Regions from separate parts of the Homo sapiens genome. Here regions 2 and 3 are each linked to region 1. Evidence: chromatin loops called from intact Hi-C (ENCODE). Cell type or tissue: endothelial cell of umbilical vein. All regions are shown on one strand. Links, peaks and the distances in the headings refer to the core of each region. The heading gives the core; the rest is flanking DNA.

Region 1 (10,858 bases), core at 3,158-8,157:
TGCCCACAACTGCAGCCAAGGCTGATCTTCGGTGGAGAAGGCCTCTGTCCTGTGGCTGCAGCTTGGCAGCCTGAACTGCTGCGTGAAGCATCCTCTGACTCCCTTCTCCCTCTGCAGCCTGTCTTACCCATGGCATAGCTGGAGGATGCAGACATGACATCCAGTGGAGACTTGTGATATGTCAGGAGGGATTACAGGTCACAGCCCCTGGAACCTTGTTCTTCTTGAGAGATTTCACCTGCCCCACCGAAGGCTCCAGCCCTAAGCCTTTGGGATGGACAGAGAAAATACAAAATATGATGCAGTTTTTGTCACCTCCCAGTTCTCTCAAGTCCATGTGCCTAGGGACTGTGTCTCAGAAGCACTGTCTCCTGAGGAACCAGCTCTTGCATAGGTGCTATCTCCAAGTGCTGAGAGTGTGGAGGGACTTGGCACATTTATTACTTTCTTCCCAAGGCAAAGGAAAACCAAATTTAAGAGACTGAGCTAGGCCAAGTCAGCTCACTGACTCATCTAAAAAGGGCAAACAAGAAACCAATTGAGTCAATCTGGAGAAACTCTATCCATCCCCAAGGACGGGGTAGTGTCCTGAATGTGATCAAAATGAGGCTGGGCAGTGAGGACACTATCAGAGCCTGCTTGGCTTTTTGTAATTACTGAAAAACAGAAGCATGCGCTTCCACCCTGTCCCTGAATCCTGCCCAATTCCTAGCCCTCATCCCCTGCATCATTCCTTCCCTTGCATGAATGAAGGAATAGCACAACCAATCCCGTGAACAGTCCTAGGCTTATCTGGGTGCAGGTAAATCATGAGATTCACTCTAAACTTAATCCCATTAATTGCCGTGTTTGAGAGAAAGGGGATTTCATTAGGGCCTCCAGAGGAGTTTTCTGAGGGAAGAGATACAAGCTCTGGCCACCCCAGGAGGCCCTGTATGGACCCTGCTCACCATGGTTGTGGCGGGACATCGTCCTCACTTGTGGCCCGAGGACTGGCTGTGCTCTCCCTGGCCCATGGAAGCGGGAAGGCCCAGAACTCTGTGGCCACGGCCGGGCGCTGCTACCCTCCACGGCTGAACACTATTAGCCTGGGGCAGATGTCAGCTCTGAGAGGTCCGCCAATTCTGGTGTGTCCCAAAAAGTGGCTGAGACTGGAGACTAGGAGATGCAGGATATGGATGAAGCATGAGCCAGAGTGCTATTTGCACCCTGAAGCCAGAAAAGGAGGAAAAGATGATGGAGATTTGTGGAGGTAGCTGAGTGTCTGGAGAGGCTGGGGTAGAGCAGGTACCACCCTTCAGACAGCGCCACGGGGAAGCTGGTGGGACATGTTTCTGCCAACTTGCCAACTCCTAGGAGACCTGACGTGTCACCCAGACCCTTTACCCAGCAGGGCCTGTCATCTCCCCTAGGAGGGCTTGTTATGATTCCCCAGACCTCTCTCCTCCAGTGTTTCTTTCAGGAGGACTGTCCCCACGCCCCTGACACATGGTGATTAGGGAGCCCCCGTGACTCCGACTACCCTGGAGCGCCCACAGCACTCCCCAGAGGCAGCTCCAGATGTCTGCTGTTCATTGCCCAGAACGCTTATTTTTTAAAAGAGGCCCTCACCATGGACTTCCAGCATCACCGGGGGCAATGCTGGGAATGGGGGTGGTGCTTTCCTCAGAGACCAACCAGGACCATGGGGAGCACCTGCAGCAGCTGATCCAGAGACCAGGACATCCACAAGGACAGATATCTTATGAAAAGTCCTCAGGTTCATAGGAATGCTAACTCTGCTGGGGGTGGGGGAGCTGCCTAGCCATGGATGATAATATAAACCTGTTTGGCCTGGAGAGCAACCAAGAAGGCCCAGGGGTCCTAGCCAAGGCCAGGCAGGGTCAAAGTAGAGATGGAAAAGTTGCTGACATCAGTCATGGGGCTATAAAGTGGAGGCATAGAGAGAAGGCTAAGGCAGAGGGATATGAGACAGGCCTTTTTTCTCTAGACGGCTGTGTGTGATTGCTGAGGGCACAAACCCCACCATGATTATGCTTCTGGTTAGCCTTGCTGCAGGGGAGCAGCCCCACCCCCAGCCCCGTAAGCATTGGTGATACCTGCCAAGCTCTGAGATCATCACCTTCAAAGTGCCCAGCAGGAAGGCTGGCAAGGCAGAGGGTGAGTTTGGATGCACCGTGTTCTGGGCATCTGTTACCCAAACTTAGCAGTATAAAACAACCGTTTATTATGTTCCTGGATTCTGTGGGTTAGGAACTTGGACAGGTACCATGGGGATGGTTTGTCTCTGCTCCGTAATGCCTGAGACCTCTGACTTGAAGCCAGGGTACTCAATGACCAGCGCTGGAGCCATCTAGAGGCTCTTTTCACCCAAGCTCCTGGCTGTTGCCTGGAACCCTAGGCAGTGCTGTTGGCCTCCCCATGTAGCCTGGACTTCCTCACAATATGGTGGCTTGGTTCAAAGGGCAGGCACCTGACAAGGGAAAGAGCCAAATGGAAGCTATGTTGCCTCTTAGAACCCAGCTGTGAAGTTATGCAGCATTACTTCCTCCACAGTTAGTTCATTAGAAGTGAGTCATTAGAGCCAAGTGCTCTGCTAGGATGAGGACGGTATGATTGAGGGCTGGGCATGCTGCCTTCCAGCCCCCTGCTATTTTCTGTTTCTGGAAGCAGTCCCTTGGTCGAAGAAGCTGTGAGTGCTCTGGGTGGAGAAGAGGCCAGTGATTTCAGTGCAGGTCTTGGGGGCTTTAGGGACTGAGGCATTTCCCTCCTTGGGTTGCCTGGAAACACCAGTGACCAACCAGCCATGGGTCGCCTGGACAGGACCACCCCTCAGAGAGAAAAGCCAACTGTGGGCACTTACAGCCCTCCCATCTGAATCTTGCCTTTCCCAGTATGAGTCTTGGCATGTCTTATAACCACCTGTTGGTCCTTGAACCCTGAACTATTCCTCTCTTCATCACTCCAGCCCTGAGTACCCAACTGGGGTGGGTACTCAGGACTGGGGAGCACCCAGGAGAGAGGCGCTAGTTGCCCAGTGGGAGAGTCTGGGAAGGCTTCCTTGAGGAGGAGACATCTGTGCTGCTCCCTAAAGATTGATTGACAGATAAGGGAGGTAAGGGCATTCTAAAAGCATGGGCCAAAAATCTGGGTCCTAGGGAGGTCAGAAAAATCAGGCTGGAAAACAGGTTGGGAGCTGACCAATAAGAGCTCTGTATACCATGCAGTTTGGACTCCAGGTCATGGTTGCTGGAGTAGGTGGAGACAGTCAGTTGTGAGGTAGAATGTGCTCAGGGTGACAGTCTTACAGGAACTCATGACCTTGGTCAGTCTGTGAGAGTCCAGAACCCGTAAGCCCTGCAGATTCAGAGACCGGACCTGCTCAGCAATCTTGCTAACTAAATTCTGACCTCACTAATGTGTAAACCAAAAGCACAGGCTATTAATTTGCAGGGTTGAGGAACATCTCTTTCCATGTGGGGACCCCCATCCGGGATGCTCCCTATGTGGTGTCAGGGTCCTGGGGGGCAAGTTTGGTTTTCTGTAGGTTGCTGGGTGAGTGAGAATTAGAGCCGAGGGAGCTTGAGATTGTTGAAGGGAAGTCATGGGTTCCCGGGTGCCTGGTGTAGTCAGAGCAGAGAGCTGCCACAGAGCTCCAGGCCTCCCTCTCCCCGGGTCACTGGGACACACCTTTTGTTCACTCCCTCTCTCCTTGTCACATTCTTTTATGATGTCAGAATCACAGATGCGGGCTGACTGTTCCCAGGGCCTGGAAGGCAGGCTGTCTCCTCCGATTATGTGTTGACTGAATTTGTGCAACCCTCAGCCTTCTCCAGGGCCCCTCGGCTGGAGCAGCTTTCTGAACAATTATGATCAGGGACGTGCATAATCAAGTTTGTGTTTTAGGCAGATAACTGGAGCTGCAGAAAGGAGTCTGGTGGAGAGGGAGGCAGGCTGGTGGCTGGACGCTGGCCTCCTTGCTGCCACATTGTGCATAGGATGAGGTATGACTTGGTGGGAGCATCTGTGAGGGTAGCAAAGGCCCTTCTCTGCCTGTGAGGAAACCCCAGGACAGTGAGCCCCAAACCACCAGAGTCCCTCCTCACCAACTTCCTGGCCTTAGCAGGAGCTGGGCAGGAATAGAGACTTCTCAGGAGGGTAGAGTTAGGAGTGAAGCCAGCTTCCTTTCTCTCTGGCACTCATCTCCTGGGATCCACATCCGGATTCAGTTCCTGAGAACCTGGTGAGAACTTGGCTACCCGCCTGTGACCGGAAGCATTTCTCCCGGAGTCACATGGGGGACTTCACACTGACCTGGGCTGGCTCTCCTGCTCTGCATCCAGACGCTGTAGGTCCCGCGGGGTTTGCAGCCTGGAGTTTGGAGCAGCTGAAAGGCCTGTGGGCCCTGAGCAGATACAGCAGCAGCTGTCAGGGGGCTGCTCCTGCCAAGGCTTCCCCACCCAGCCTCCATTTCCTGACACAAGGGTAGGACAGTTGGAGCTCCCTGCGGGTTGGGAAACAAAGGCCAAGGCCCCTGAATGGATGGGAAAAGTCAGGCTGGGGAGAGTCTGAGGTTCTCGCTGTTGTGATTCATGCCTTTCCTTGCGTCGGTGAACCTGTTCCCCACCTCTGTAGCTGCTCTTGTTACCGTGGGATACTCAGCCTGGCCATCTTTTTGGATCCCGGACCCCATCTGCTGCCTGACCTAGCAGGAGAGCCAGCTGCTGCTTCACATCCCAGCTCCAGCACTCACTAGCTGTGTGACTTTGGCAAGTTACTCAGCCTTTCTGTGCCTCCATTTCCTCATCTGTAAAATAGAAAGGAATAGTAACAGCCCTCTCTCAGTGGAGTGTTTTGGAGATCATGTGAGTTAATGCTTAGGATGCAGGACAGCTCTGGGAATAATATCTAGGAAGCAATATAAATATCGGCCATTATGGCTATGATTGTTTCATGACAACCCCTGTTATCATACACAATCCAGAGGCTTTTCTCCAAGTACAGAAGCTGCACCTGAGCATGGTTGCTCACACCTATAATCCCATCACTTTGGGAGGCCAAGGTGGGAGGATCACTTGAAGCCAGGAATTCAAGGCCAGCTTGGGCAACATATAGAGAGACCCCATCTCTACAAAAAAAAGTTAAAAACAAAACCAAACAAAACGATAAAAAAAAGAAGAAAGAAGAAAGAAGAAGAAGAAGAGGAAGAAAAAGAAGAAGTGGAGGAAGGAGAGGAAGAAGAAGAGGAAGAGGAAGAAGAAGAGGAAGAGGAAGAAGAAGAGGAAGAGGAAGAAGAAGAAGAAAAGCTGCACATGCTCACAAAGCCCCTGAAGCACAGGCCAGAATCTGGGGTCGTGAGTGGGTACGGGGAGGAAGGGCAGTGCTTCCCAGCCTCCTCCCTGGAGTGGGGTCAGGAGCAGGCACCCTGATGTCCTTGTTGGCTTATCTTCATGGATGTCTTTGAGGCCACCTCTCTTTCTGTGGCCACCAGCCCTTCCTTCTCAACCTTCTCCTGCTCAAGGCCAACCCCACTTTCTCTCTTCCAAGAAATGCACCTGTTGAATCTTCACATTGATCGGATTGGCACATAAAATACAAGACACCCTATAGAATCTAAAATAATTTTTGGTATGAGTGTGTCCCATGTAATAATTGAGGCATACTGTATGAAAATATTATTCATTGTTTATCTGAGATTCAACTATGGCTGGGCATCCTATAATTTTATTTGCTAAATCTGACAAATAAAATTCAGCTAAATTATTTGCTAAATTTGGCTAAATCTCCTTTAATCTGTCCAATAACCTCATGAGGTTCCCCACTTTGAGGCCCCTAAACAAAGAGGTCCCATGCAAGTGGAATAAGGAGCCATGGAGGAGGCAGCGGGTCTGGGAGACCTGGAAGTGCTGCTGGACTTGTCAGTGCATTTGGGCCTGAAATGCCCATCAGCCTCCTGATCTTCTGCATATGGAGTGCTAACTGTGGACTCGGTGTGTCTGGGGAATAGACCCCGGCCAGGCTCAGTGGCTCCACCCACACAGCGTGCCTTTGGATAGGTGGTCGGGGCTGTGGAGACCCTAAGTCCCCGGAGAAGTGTTGGGGGGAGTGGGTAGAGAGGGCTCTCCCAACGGCTGCCAACCCAGGTGGGATGACAGGCACTTGGATGAGTAGAGACAAGCTGCTTCCTTTGGAGTTAAATATGCGTCTAACTTCTCCAGAGGAAATGCCACTCAGGCTGAAAGAATGTTGGGAGGCTCTGTGTGTGGAGGGCTGGCTCTCGGTGGCCTGGCAGCAGGACAAGATTCCTGGAGGAAGGAACAAGCTTTTCCAGGGACCGACAAAGAGAGAAGGCTCCCAGAGGAGCTCTGGAGGTGGGAGCTGTCTGTATATATTGGAAGGAGAAGAGGGAGGATAGGAGGAGAGAGAGAACTCCAGGACTCTTTCCTGATTAAGGAAGGCATGACAGGCACTAAAGGGTTAGGAGCAGTGTTCTCCATACCCTGGGGTGCCAAGCTCTGCTCGGGGGTGCATTTTCCTCTTTCCTGGGCAGTGTGACTTGGGGGAAGAAAATTGGTGGGAGCAGCCCCAGGCGAGCCAGGCCTTTGCAGACATTGGCACTTTAGAATAATAATAGCTGGCACTGATGGGCTCCTGGCTCCTGCCTGGGTTTTTCCACAGGGCAGTCTCTGCAGCGGGTCAGGCTAGAGCCCCTCAGTGAGGTTTGGGGCCCCCACCCCCTGAGCTGGCTGAGAGTTTCCAGTGTAGCATCCAGGAAAGACTGGAGGCGCCCTGCTGCGTTCCAGACAAATGTGCATCTTACAGGCTCCTGCGACTGGCCTGGTTTTAAGGTCAAAAAAGGACTCTCAGGAATGGGGAAAACCTGACTTGGGAATCCTGTAGGATAAAAGGGAAGCTTCCTGCTGCTCTTCCTCAGGGCACTGTTGCTAATCCTCCAGTCACCTTGTGCCAGGGCCAGCCTTGTGGACCCTGCCCTCCTGCAGCAGGCACAGCTGGCAGTGCTCCACCTCCCTGAGAGTTCCAGAGTTCCCTCCTGCCTCACACTGCCACCTCCTGCCCCCTGGCTGGGGCCCCGACCCAGCCCAACCACTCCCAGAGAGAGCTCCACAGAGCACTGGGTTGCAGTTGAGCAGAACTTGGCTTGAGTGTAGCTCTGCCACTTCTGATTTTGGCAAGTGACTTCATTGTACTGTCTCAGTTTCCTCATCTGTCAAATGGGGCTTCTCTTGCTTACTGTGGAAGACAGGATAGTGTGAGGACGAGCTGAGGTGATGGATGCTCAGGGGTCTAGCCCCCAGGGGTGATCGAATTGTGTCTGTTTTTTCTTGTTCCGTGCAGCCTCCTTGTCCTTGTTGGTAGTTGGCCCATCCTGGGCCCTCTCTTGGTTCCATTGCAACTGTCCTCCTTCTTCTTGTCTTCCCCTCCAGAGCAGAGGGCTCTAGGATGAAGCAGGAAGTTGTGCTGTTGGTAATGGGAAGGGCACTGGCTCAAGCCTGATGTTCTGGGCCTTTTCAGTAGAAATGTATTCATTAACAAACAAGACCCATTGGCCCACACTTAAGCTCAGGAGAGGCCATCCTTTGAGCTCCTGCCGTGAGTTAAGCACTGCAAATAGAGATCCACGCTAGGGGTAGAGTGGGTGGAGGCCACTAAGCACTGTTGCATCTGTTATCTCCTTTAATCTGTCCAGTAACTTCATGAGGTTCCCCACTTTACAGATAAGACCCAGAGAGACTCAGTAATTAGGCCAAGATCACCTAGCTTGTAAGTGAACGTGTATTAGAACCGAGGTGTGGGCGCAAAAGCCTGTCTCAGCCCTACATGGCCCCAGATGCACTTGTGCCATATGGTCTTGACTTGTGACCCAGCATTATGGCAAGTGCAGCGACAGAGCCTGTAGAGGGGAGTGTGGGGGCCCAGTGGGGAATGGGGAACTGTGCCTGGACTCTCCCAGTGTTGGCACTGCAAGTCCTGCATCCCAGGATACCCCTAGCCCTGGGTGAACCAGGACCTTGGCCACTTCACCCACACTGCTGACTCTTTACCAGAGGACCACCTCTGCTCAGGAGGGTGCCTGGGCCAAGCTGCCTCCCCACCCGTGGGTTCTGGGAACAGCCCCACATCCAGGAGAGGATTATTTGTTTATCTCACAAATTATACCATCTGTTCATCCTGGGAGCACTCAGGGCCTGGCATGACCACACCACCCCCAGGGTGCCAGGAAATGGTAATCCACAGATAACATGCCCCACCCAAACCTTCAGTGACTAGAATGTGTACGGGGCTGGAGTGCCAGAGCCTGGCTCAGCCAAGAGACGCTGTTCTGGTCCCTGTGGCTCCACATCCTTTGGAATGTACCAGCACCTCCCCACTGACCACCCCTCTGTCACCTTCTAGCAATAAGATGCTGAAGGCTTAGGAACAGAGCTGACTGTGCGTGGAAGATCCGAAACAGAGGAGACTGGGGCTGCTGGCTTGTATCGGGGGAAGGTGCATGTATTAGTTTGCTAGGGCTGCCATCACAAAGTACCCCAAACAGGACGACTTAACAGGAATCTATTCTGTCACGGTTCTGGAGGCTGGAAGTCTGAAATCAAGATGTCAACAGGATTGTTTCCTTCTGAGAGCTGTGAGGGAAGGATGTGTGCTCTTATGAATGTGTGTGTAAATCTGAGCTTTTCTTCCATCAACACCATTAGGCTCTAAGGCTCTATGACCAGTGGTTCATCTACTGGTCAGTTCGTTCTTTCTGTTATTCTTTTTTTTTTCAAGATGGGGTCCACTGTCTGACTCAGGTTGGAGTGCAGTGGTGCGATCTTGGCTCACTGCAACCTCTGCCTCCCAGGCTCAAGCGATCCTCCCACCTCAGCCTCCCAAGTGGCTGGAATCACAGGTGCATGTCACCATGCCCAGCTAACTTTCTGTTATTCTTTTAGTGAATGGCAGCTGCGAGTCAAGCACGTGCTGGGGGAATTAGAGTCAGAGACTGCTCCAGAACTCATGTTGAAATTCAATTTCCATTTTAACAGTATTAAGAGGTGAGACCTTTAAGGGGTATTTAGATCCTGAGGGCTCCACAGTCATAAATGGATTAATGCCATTATTGTGGGAGTTGGTTTCTTATAAAAGGGCAAGTTTGGTCCCCTTTTCTCTTGCCCTTTCTTGTGGCCCTTTCACTTTCTGCCAGGGGATGATGTAGCAAGAAGGCCCTCACCAGATGCTGGCTCCTCAATCTTGGACTTGCCAGCCTGCAGAACCATGAGCCAATAAATTTCTGTTCATTATAAATTACCCAGTCTCAGGTATTCTGCTATAGCAGCAAAAATGGACTAAGATGGTGACTGACCTCAAAGGGTGGCTGTGAGGATCCGAGAGGCATACTATACTTAAAGCCTGAAGGATGTGCAGGCAACTGGTTGGCGCTTTCTAAACTTCACTCTTGTCCTCTCCTCCTGCACAGTGTGCAGAGCTCTGAGGACAAGTGCATCCTATTGGTGGAGGTCCTGGGCCTCCATTCTGCATGCAGTTGACCCTCACTTCTTGCCCTGAAGATGTTCTCTCCAGAGCCATGGGCTTGAGAGGAGCTTGGGGAAGGCCCTGGCCCTGGAGGCATCCATCCCCAGCAGCCTCTTCCTTTGGGCCTCCGGTGAACAAGAATGTCTGGGATTCCTGAGAAGTGTGGGAAATCCAAGTGCCCAGCCAGTATGAGGAATGAGATGCAGCATCAGAAGGGTCCCAAAGAAGCGGTGCCTCTGCGGGCCCCACACAGACTCTGGGAAAGCCTCCAGGGACTCATTGTTGTCCTCTCCCTCCTCCAAGTTTTGACTTCTGCTCACTCAGAGCCTCTCTCCTCTGATCAACTCTAAACTGGAAAATCAAAGACTCTGAATGGCTCCTTTGCCATTTTCCACTATTTCATGATAGTGTCAAAGCACCGGGGCTGCTTCCAGCCTGACATTCCTGCCAAATCTATGCTGTGTTCCCGGTCAGCCCTCGCTCCCGCCAGCTTCTGAGCTTTCTAAATATAGTTCCCTCCTCGGGACAACAAAGAAGCCATCCTCTGAATGACTGCATTCCCCATGGCCAGCTTCTGGGCTGTTTGTCAGATTCCCCCAGCAGGATGGGAGGGAGGAGTGGGGGCAAACAGGAGTGGCCAGGACTGGAGAGGAGCTGCTGAAGTCCATGCAGCAGGGTGCTGTCTTCCAGCCATATGACATTTGGGCCCAGACGCTCAGTGGCTATGGCCTTGACCGTGAGTTCCTGCCTTCTGTCTCTGGGGATGCATGGGGCCCAGAGCCCTGTCCCGGGCAGGTGCTACTAAGTTGTGACTGAAGAAGAGGAGAGAGAAATGGTGATCTCCCCAGCAGGAAATGAAAAGTGTCTGTCGGCTCCAGTCCAGTCAAGCTGGGTGACCTCTGGGCAGATTCTATCCTTAAGTCTCAGTTTCCACATCTGTGAAGTAGGGATAAGGACTATGTCAAGGAGACTAGAGAGAAATTGTGCCAGGTGGCGGGCACTAGTGGTCCTATCTGGCCAGGGCTCTGTGCCTGCATGTGATGGATTGCAGGCATAGCCTTTGAAGTGCTTTTTGATGTGCCTTTCACTTCAGGATGGAGTCCCTCTTCTGGTCCCAGGGCTAAGAGGTAGATAGAGGCCCTGCAAGGTACTCATTCCTTACTAAAACAAGACCCCAAGCCCAGAGCCCCTGCCTTCCCTCCCAGGCCTCTTATTTCTGATCTCAGCTTCTCAGCCATCCAGAGCCCAGTTGGGTGCTGAGGCCCCTTTAAAAAGCCCAGAGCCCCCGCCTTCCCTCCCAGGCCTCTTATTTCTGATTTCAGCT
Region 2 (5,000 bases), core at 1-5,000, 260 kb before region 1:
CTTTTTAAAGAAAAATTTTAATTTAGAAACAATTTTAGATTTACACAAAAGTTGCAAAGATAGCACAGACTGTCCCTGCATACCCTTCACCCAGCTGCCCACAGTGTTAAATCTGGAATAATTGCTCCTGTCATCAAGATTGAGAAATTAACACTGGCACAATACTATTAACTAAATTATACACTTTATTCGGATTGCATCAGTTTTTCCACTAATATCTTTTTTCTGTCCCAGGATCCCACACTGCATTTCATCACCCTGTCTCCTTGGTTTCCTACAAACTGTAACAGTTTCTGTTACAGAATGACACTTTTTGTAGGGTACTGAGCAGCTGTTTAATAGAAAGCCCCTCAATCTGGGTTGGTCTGATGTTGTCTCATGATTAGACTTTGGGGAAGGACACCACCGAGGTGAAATGCTCTTCTCATTCCAGTACAGCGGGCTGCATGATATCAACGTGACTTATAAGTGGTGATGTAGACCTTGATCATTCGGTTATGCTATTTTATAAAACGGAGTTCCATATAAGATTTCTCTAGCTCATCTGCTAACAGTGAAAAATTGAAAATGACCACTGTTTACTAAGAACGTCTGTTCCCCCTTACTACGGGATCTCCTCCCACAGGCCTCAGGAGTATAAATGGTGCTGCCACAGCAAGTGGGCAGTAAGTTTTCCCAAGGACACCAGGAATGTCCCTCACAGGAACAGACATTCTCACGACAACAAAGATGTGTTCATTTAGAAGAAATTCACTGGAAAAGGCAAGCTATAGTTAATTTTTTTTTAAAAAGATCCCTAGGTGTGGCAGCCCTATGGGGAACCTTGTATGTAGAGCCACTCTGAGTGTTGGACGAACACAAACCGAAGAGGCATACCCTCCTTCAAAGTGAAATGTAACTGTGCACAACAGCACAGGCTTGAGTGAGAAGAGGCTGTGCTTACTTGGGTGATCACTATTTGTACAAGACCAAAGTTAGCCAGGACGGTGGGCCATACAGGCCAGCACTTTCAGACATTAACGGGTCCACGAATCACCAGGAAATCAATCCTCAAAAGCAGATTTGCTTTCTGTAGGTCTGGGGTGGGCCCTGAAAGCCTGTACTTCTAACAAGCACCCAGCTGCTGCTGCTGCTCCTGGATCTTGGATTACATTTTGAGTAGCAAGAATTTAGAAAGAATATTGCTTTGTTAAAACTGACTTAAAGCAAAACCGTTGCCCCAGGAGACTGTCCAGGGCTGTCTCAGAAAGGGTAGACACAAACCAGATTTCTTCCCACTCCAACTCCTAGGTTGCCAATAACAGAAACAACACTCACATACCCTTAAATAAATAAGCCATGGGTGAAACATAGGAAAAGACTTCCACCTGAGACAAAGTGTACCCAAGGGAAGCTTCTTGGGAATAGGCAGGAGCAAATCCCAGGCCCTGAAGCTAGAGAGCTGACACCCGTAATCTGGGAAATGGAATGTGTCTGTAGCCTTGTGCAGTCTCCGCTTCCTCTCTGTGTCTCTATTTGCTGGCTTCTTGCTTACACCACAGCCAAGTGGTGGAGAAGAAACAGTGCTTCCTGAAGTGCACCTTCAAGAAGCTCTAGGAAAATGTTCAACCCAGGGTGTTTTGAACTCATTGGGTAGAATGGGTTTGTTCATATTTTAAGATGTGAACTGAACTCGTTTTTCTTTGTCAGCGCTTCCCTTTGACCATCACAGATAATGGGTTGAATGGCTGGCTGCTGCTTTCCCCAAGGTGAACCTCATGACTCTATTTATTATAAAGCTCACTGTTGTGAGGGGCAGCAAGTCAGACACGAACAACCATGTCATGCAACTATACAGCAATAAAAACTCTTCGACCATAAACAGTAGAAAAAGTCCCTTCTACCTCCTATCAATCAGATATCAATGTATTATACAGACCGTCCCTCATGCCTCTAAGTCATCATTTTGAGGTCAGCCAGTAGGCTGGCAAAAGCTGGCATCCCACACTTCGCTGACAATATGCATGCTTGTGGAGTTGGAATGGCTTTTTTTGAATGACGTGTATATCTCAGGTCTCTTTTAAAAGCTGCCCAGGGAAGCAAGAACTGACACTCTTTCCCCTTGATCAATTTTTCAGAAGCAGGCAAGAGATTCAGGCTCTCCTTTGACAAAGTAACCTGTAATTTTCTTCTTTCACCAGAAGGTGGCACTTGTGGAGACCACGACATATGCCTTAAAGGCTAAAAGCAAAGGAAACACAAATGGATACAAACGATGATTGGGAGAAAAGTGGGAGTGCTGATGCCTCTTTACTATTTACTGTTAACAGTGGTTGTATATTGATTAACATGTGTCAGATACCATGTTCATCTTATTCATCTTTAAAAGTCCTGCCAAGTTTCATGTATTTCAAGTGTATCATTGCACGTTACAGACATGAACCACATCCTGGGAGGTTGTGTTTCTCAAGGTTACACAGCTAGTAAGTAGTGAAGCGTGATCCAAAACCCCAACTGTTTTTCCATCACGCCAAGCTTGGAACCCAGTGGTTCATGAGAGAGGGAAGGAACAGGGCCAGGCTGCTACCACAGTGAGGCTGCCTGTGGCCACTGGTTGTCAGGAAACGAGCCTCTGTTTAAAGCCACACTGTGTACACAAACCTCGTCCAGGTTGGTGAAGCCCTTCCGTCTCCGTTTGTTCATGTCATTCTCTCCGGTTTGACCATCCACCTGCAATGGCCAAGAAAGCAGGGTGAGCTCTGGGGGCCACCAAGGGCTTCAGTCCCACTAAGATCCCTGAGGGCATAGGGCTGGCTTTGAGCTGGCGCTGAGGATGTGTCCCTGCCCACAAACAGCTGTCAGCCTACAGGCAGGAGTGGTAGTAAATGACTCCGCACTGTGACAAATGCTGTCACAGGGTTTTGTTCAGGCACAGCGGAGAGAACCTCACTCCACCTAGGGAGCCAAGGCTTCGTCAGAAGGGGCTGGAATTACACCCCAAAAGATCTTCATGAAACATCAAAGCAAAAAGAATCCCGGTGACATAGGCAGGGCAGGGATGATCTCCATTGCAAAGTGGCCTTGGGCTCAGAGCAGTTTAATGGTTTGCCCAAGGCCACAGCCAGGTCTGCTGATGCTTTCAGTGTGCTGCCTCATGGAGACCAGCTGGGGTCTCTCTGCACCCAGGGAGCCTCTCTCCTACAAGAAGGTGACCGGGTTCACCTCACATGGACTCTCAGGGCTCAAATGAGCTGCCTAGGGATTTGATGGCAAATCAAGTCTGCAATTCACTCACCATCACAGATCCTAGTAAACAATATTTTATTAACTTCAAATAAGCATTAACTATAGCCTGATGACTAGCGTGACCATACAGCCTAGTTTGTTGGAGGTGGAGGGTAGTTCTGATTTACCGCTTTTTACCCCCAGCCTGATTGTTAACAGTGCCCCCTTCACTCTCAGAAGTCTCCTGGTTTAGATGATACATGACATGGTTGCCCTACTGAGAACGCCTCACAGCCCACTCTCTGCTGCCTGCATCTGGGCATTGAAATCCAGAAAGCCCTGCTCTACCCAAGCCCATTGCATCACCCTGCAAGGGCTCCCAAAGGGCACTCGGCTGTCAGGCTTGTCTCCTCAGGGAATGAGCAGAACTCTGGAGGCCGAGCTGATGCTATGGCTGGAGTGGGAAAGACTGAATTTAGTACCTCCTCCGTACCCCATGGGTAAGCCTACCCTTGTCGCTGGGCTAGGGTCCACCTAGGCTCCCCCATCCTTTTCTGGGGTAAGACCTCTCTGCTACCAGTCTTCAGCCACGGGAGCCTTCTCCAAATGGCTAGTTCTGTCAGAACCAGGGAGCCATGTCCCATTGACCATAGATCGCTTCTGCAGGGAGCCATCTACCCTCTCAGAGGGGGCTTCCATCGCAGGCCCATATTAAATCCTAGCCTTTCTACCATTTTGGATGCAGGGGGAAGTGCTGCAGGCCACCTGCTCACCTCAAACCCAGGCATACAGCCCAATCAGCCCCGTAAATCCTAACCTACCCGATCACAGGAGGATTCTTTTACCTCCTGGTTGTCTGAAACAACAACCCTAGCTACGGGTGCCCCAACACACAACCCAGTACGCATCCCCTCCCTCCAACGGAAAGCATCTGCATCCTCATCTCTTGTCCTCTTCATCATCCCCTGCCCTCTCCCCATATTTACCAGCACCAGATTTTTTTGTTTGTTTTTAAAGACAAGATCAACCACAGTTTAGTCCATTGATATTTGTTCAAAAATTTGCCCCAGGCAGCACAAAACAACACATCAAAGGGCCCTGCCTTCTCTTGAACGTTTTCCTCAGCTTCTGATAAATCATTATTCTGTGAATGGAAAAGATTTTAAGCCAAAAGCTTGGGCAAACACCAAGAGAAACAGATGATCTTATTTGCAACAATGTTGGGTCTTAGAGGAACAGGCTGTCTGGACCCCCAGCTCCACAGCCTGGGAATGCTACTCTTGCCAGCCCAAACCTGGGGCCTGTGAAAGTACAGAATGTCCTACCCAACAAGAATGCTTCATGCATAATCTTAGGGTTTTCTGTTGTTTTTTTTTTTTGGTTTCTACCTTAAATGAGGATTTGGCTTTTCCTCCAAAGGGCAAAACATTTTACTCTCTTTTGTACTCAACAAGCCCAGGGTGGGACTGTTCCACGGGAGCCTATATAGATTGAAGACAGCCATATTAGCCATGGGCTTATGAAGGGCATTCCTGGGGAGGCCGTGCCCACCAGCAGCTCCTAAGAAGACTCCAAATCCTTCAGGGGGAATAAAGGACATGGACGGGGACAACCTCAGCCCCTCTGACCCACCCTGACCCATGGGACAACCAAATGCAGTCTATGGAAAGGTTAGCAACACATATACCCAAATGGTTTCTACTCTTCCTTATGAATTTAACATTGAAGCACTGATTCTCAACTAAGAGCTAGGCTAAGACAAAAAGGTTAAGAACACTCAAACCTAGAGATTTATC
Region 3 (5,000 bases), core at 1-5,000, 210 kb before region 1:
TATATGGGTTTGGACGTCTTTATTGCCTCTGCTGGGAGAGCTGAGCAGTGCGGAGTACCGTACAAAGAACACTAAGAACTAGGGCTGAACAGAGAACTAAGAATTAAACACTGAAATTCTCCTCCCCTTTAGGTACCTGGTCTCCTCCAGCCACAGTCTGCTCATCCATGAAATGGTAACAGTAACACCTAACACACATCAGAGACTTGCTAGGAAGCTCAGTTTCCAGCCCCAGGCAATACAGCAAGTGACGGCTTTGAGATGGGTAGATCCTGTCATGGGGATGGGAAGGAAGCACGAGTGGCTTGGATCAAGATGAAAGGATATAAGGAGAGAAGCTTATCTTCTTTGTGGGAAGGCATGATGGAATGGCCAATGTGTATACGTCTTCACAATTCCCTCTAGCACTGAACAACAGTAATGGTTTTTATCCCAGCAGTGCTTATTGAGTGCTTACTGCTTTACCTCCAGCATCTAGAAGAGTGCAGTCATGACTCCACCCATTCATCCACCCATCTACTTACCCACCCATCCAACCATCCATCCTGCCACCCACCCATCCCCCCACCCATCCATCCATCCAGCCACCCACCCATTCATCCACACACCCACCCATCCATCCCCCCACCCACCCACCCACCCACCCACCCACCCACCTATCCATCCCCCCACCCATCCAGTCAGCCTTGCTGAATGAAAGCTAACTGCTATTCTAGGTCTTCTACAAACACCTCATTTGAACAGGAAGAATCTTGGAGAGGGCAGATGGGGACACCCTCCTTGGGCCATCGGCCTTTTCCTAACTCACTAGGCTACATGAAGCCTTGCTTCCTCCCCTCCTGCTATGCAAACTTACAAGGCAGATGATTCAGGAGGCCTGGCTAACTAGAGAGATTCTGAGCACAAGGCAGCTGAGCTGACAGTTCCTTTGAGCAATCTGTGTGGTGGGATAATCTCACCAACACCTGAAGCTAGACAGGGGCATTGGAAACTGTAGGGCTCAGTATGGGTCAGTTACTGCTGTTGTTACCAGCCACCAAATTAAACTCACCCAAACTCTCTCCCCACAACTGACTGAAACAATGATTCTCCTAAGCTCATTCTTGTGACAGTAAAAGTACAGAAAGGCCCAGCAGTAGGCTTGGTTTAATACTGTATTGGGAATTTATTTATGAAATCTCTCAGAAGAGCTTAATTCCATCACAAACCTTAATGTCAGACATTCGCTGGGACAGATGACAGTTCAGGACACTCAGGAGGATGGCATTTCCTTAGTTTACCTCTCCCGGGCTGGAATTTCAGAGAAGCAGCTGACTACCACATTTTCGGCCTCTGTGGGCAGGTATGCTGGTGGTCAGGGTCTGCAGTGGAGCCCTCTCTTGGGACACAGATGCCCGTACTTAACCAGGAGGAGAATGGTGAACAGGGAGCGGCTTGCAGGACAGGGAGGCAGCCAGATAGAGAGCTTCCGCTCAGAGTCCTTTCAAACAGTCCTGACAAACAGTAATCATGACAAAGGTAATCATCTTCCTCTATGCCGGCCACTGTTCTAAGTGCTTTACACATATTATTTTATCCAGGCCTCACAATCACCCTCAAAGTTGGAGACTATTATCATTTTTCAATTAAGGAAACTGAGGCACAGAGAGGTGAAGTAACATGCTTAAGGTCACACAGCCAAGATCCGACGTGGTGGCTCACACCTGTAATCCCAGCACTTTGGGAAACCAAGGCGAGTGGATCACTTGAGCTCAGGAGTTCAAGACCAGCCTGGGCAACATGGCAAAACCCATCTCTGCAAAAGCACACAAAAATTAGGCAAACATAGTAGTGCACACCGGTGGTCCCAGCTACTCGGGAGGCTGAGGTGGAAGGATCACTTGAGCCCAGGAGATGGAGGTTGCAGTGAGCTGATTTGTGCCACTGCACAACAGCCTGGACAACAGAGTGAGACCCTGTCTCAAAAAAATAAAAAAAAGTCTCACAGCCATAAGTGGGATGCAAACCCAGGTTGGTCTGACCTCAAAGACCATGCTCTCAGGCCCTGTGCCACACCACCGTCTCACTCTGTGGCTTGAAGAAATAAGAGCTTCAAGGGTAGTCTATGTCAACAGTGTCCACAGCACACCTACTTCTCCTATGTCCTGAAGCAAGAGTGTCCCTCTCACCTCCACAGTCCCTAGCCAGCATCCTACCAGTGATATTTAAGACCCCAAATGCACCATCCACCTCTCTTGGCTCAGTTCAGTCTCAGAAACATCTGTGCCTGAGAAGGGCACAGGCGGTTAGATTCTGGGCTCTGAGCTGGAGCAGAGGCTCTGTGTCTGGGCCAGGACAAGGGGGAGGACATGCTGAGTGTGGACAGATGTCCACCAGGCCATGACTCTGGCAATCATTTTAATGAGCAATGCAGCGGTCAGCTGGGCACGCCAAACGTGTTCACCCACTCTGAAAACTGAGTTGAAATAGAGCATGATTCCAAGGCCCAGGTCAGTTAAATGACAAAGCAACAAAACCACAACAATGTATTACATCCAAACCCAGTGACCACAAAACTTTTCTGATTCAGGATTTAAAAAAAAGAAAAAAAAAAAGGAGTCAGGATATGGTTTCATGAAGGCATTAAGCCATCTCCCCCACCCCACATACTCCTAACTTCCTGAACAAAGAAAGCATTCCATCATTTTAGCGCCTTTCCACCAAGACAACAATAGGCTGCATTTTCCATCTAAGAACAGTTGGCTTGGAACAGCAGATAGAGAAGCAGTGAGAGTAAACGCAGGTCTGCGGGGCCACCGAGGACAATGATTAATGGGTTTCCCAGGCCTGCTATCAGCTGGGGCAGGCAGTATAGGAATAGGTCTCAGAACATGTTACCCCAAGGCCCTCTTGCAAGCACTCCAGTGAGCAGAGGATCGGCCTACACATTCCCAACCCATGAGCTCAGGCTGGAGGTGAGCCAGGGAGAGCCAAGGTGGACAGTGGGAGGAGGGTCAGAAAGGGTCTGAACGTCTCACTGCTGCTCCAGGAAGGGAAGACTAGCCATCCATTGAGGCATTACGACACCACCTCTGACTCGAACAATGGACTGTGTGGTGTGACCTTAATTAAAGGAAAAACGTAGAATCACAGTGCATTTAAAAGACCTTAGAGAGGCCATCTACTAAAATCTCTCATATCACACAAGAGGGAACAGAACAGAGTTGGGAGGAAGGGAAAGAGGAATTTACGTTTCTGACAATTTCCTATCGCTAGGAATCGTGTCGTGTGTGCTAAAGCCGCTACGGTGTGTTAGAATATTGCTGTTTTACAGATGTGGAAATTTGGTCTCAAGCCAGTAATTGGCCCCCAGTCACAAAACTAAAAAGCAGAGGAGCAGAGATTTGACCCGGATCCCTTCCAAGCTCTTTTCAGCAACTCCCCCACCCCTGACCCACTACACTGGCAGGCCCCACATGGCTCCTGACCCCTCTATTCCCAGCTCTATGGCATCAGAACAGGGGTCCTTAACCATTTTTATGCCACAAACCATCTCAGTAACTTGATAAAACCTATGGACACCTTCTCAGAATATTTTCTTTAAATCATAAAACAAAACATTAACAGATCTAGCATAGCTAATAGTAAGTAACAAGATCTAGTTGTAGGTCTAACACCTTACAATAATTTCAATAATTATTCACTTATAATAATTTCTAGTTGTAAGTGTAAATCCTAGCTTGAGATATCTGCAACCACTGCAAGAAGGAATGAAAATATTTGTGATTTCTATTAGTGATGAAGTCACAGGCACTCCTAAGATGGATTTGTTGCCTACAGTGTCCCTGTAATTGGGGAATATATTACGTTTCAGTTAGAGGTTAGTAAAAATAAAGGGTTTTTTCTTCATTCAAGTTCACAGACCCCAGGAAATTAAAAATCCGTGTACCAGACTAGCACTACCATGAATCCCCAGCATGGGGGACAGTTGTCAACTTTTCCTTAAACCTGTAGGACAAAATAATAGCAGTTGCGATTTATTGAATGTTTTAATGTTGCAGGCCCCTGTTAAGCTAACTCATGTCCTACTGACAGCTTTTCTTTAAAGTGGGTGATGCTGCCTTGATCTTACAAAGCAGAAAAGTTTGGTTTCAAGGTTGAATCTTAAAGCAAGTTAAACACATCTACCTACTTCATGTTCAAGTTTACAGATTATTGTAATTGAAGAGACTGTAAAGTAAGCTGTTAAAAAAACCATTTTACTTGAAATTCTCTTCTTGGCTGGATGGATTTTGAGTTCACGTAAACAAAACAAAATAAATTAGACATTGAAGCTGATATAAGGCTACAAATGCCATCCTTAACCGCAAATTGAAAACTACTAAATCCATCAGATTCATAGTACCAGGACTTTAATCGAGAATTTCTAATAAACAAAGGTGAAATTCTAAAACCAGACATTCATAAATATAAAATAATGCTGTTGCCCTCCTTAAATATTTCTGACAGAATTTCTTTTGAAAATAAATGTAAGAATAGGCCGGGCACGGTGGCTCATGCCTGTAATCCTAGCGCTTTGGGAGGCCAAGGTGGGTGGACCACCTGAGGTCAGGAGTTTGAGACCATTCTGGCCAACATAGCAAAACCCTGTCTCTACTAAAAATAGAAAAATTATCCAGGCATGGTGGCAGGTGCCTATAATCCCAGCTATTTGGGAGGCTGAGGCAGGAGAATCGCTTGAACCCCCAGGGGTGGGGTGTGGCGGGGCGGAGATTCCAGTGAGCTGAGATCACGCCATTTCACTCCAGCCTGAGCAAAAGAGCAAAACTCCATCTCAAAAAAAAAAAAAAAAAAAAAAAAGAAGGAAAATAAAGGCAAGAATAATTTCTGAGCCCTCTCTGTATCCTTATCACCCAAGATCAACTGTTGAAGAAATAGTGTACTTGAAAATACAATATATCTCATATCTTTCCCATTTTCTCCACTGAAGTCCTCAAAGGTTGAGCAACTAAAGTCTAGGA

Evidence for each region. Peaks named below come from ENCODE experiments on the same cell type or tissue, not always from the same donor. Only the 100,000 strongest peaks of a DNase experiment are listed, where the experiment ranks them.
Region 2: it touches region 1 in a loop (2.2-fold over the local background); 1 of 110 quality-filtered maps calls a loop at or near these places.
Region 3: a loop joins it to region 1, with 2.5 times the contacts of the local background. A loop is called at or near these places in 1 of 110 quality-filtered maps.

What each region holds. Positions count from the first base shown.
Region 1 is chr11:11,972,832-11,983,689 of GRCh38, reverse strand. The region is part of intron 3 of DKK3 (dickkopf Wnt signaling pathway inhibitor 3); the gene reads left to right. Among named protein-coding and RNA genes, the nearest start is that of DKK3, 30 kb to the left of the region's middle. RefSeq lists enhancers at 6,315-6,484, 6,155-6,716, 6,717-7,278. In endothelial cell of umbilical vein, for the core only: no CTCF peak of the experiment used is centred there; DNase peaks (open chromatin) are centred at 4,269 and 6,249; H3K27ac peaks cover 4,689 bases.
Region 2 is chr11:12,233,886-12,238,885 of GRCh38, reverse strand. It overlaps MICAL2 (microtubule associated monooxygenase, calponin and LIM domain containing 2), which reads right to left. Exons shown (of 28, transcript NM_001282663.2): 16 at 2,641-2,709. Among named protein-coding and RNA genes, the nearest start is that of MIR6124, 73 kb to the right of the region's middle. In endothelial cell of umbilical vein, for the core only: a CTCF peak has its summit at 2,176 (motif pointing right); a DNase peak (open chromatin) is centred at 2,215; H3K27ac peaks cover 2,460 bases.
Region 3 is chr11:12,180,761-12,185,760 of GRCh38, reverse strand. All of the region lies in intron 3 of MICAL2 (microtubule associated monooxygenase, calponin and LIM domain containing 2), which reads right to left. Among named protein-coding and RNA genes, the nearest start is that of MIR6124, 20 kb to the right of the region's middle. RefSeq lists an enhancer at 2,927-3,427. In endothelial cell of umbilical vein, for the core only: no CTCF peak of the experiment used is centred there; a DNase peak (open chromatin) is centred at 3,000; H3K27ac peaks cover 4,186 bases.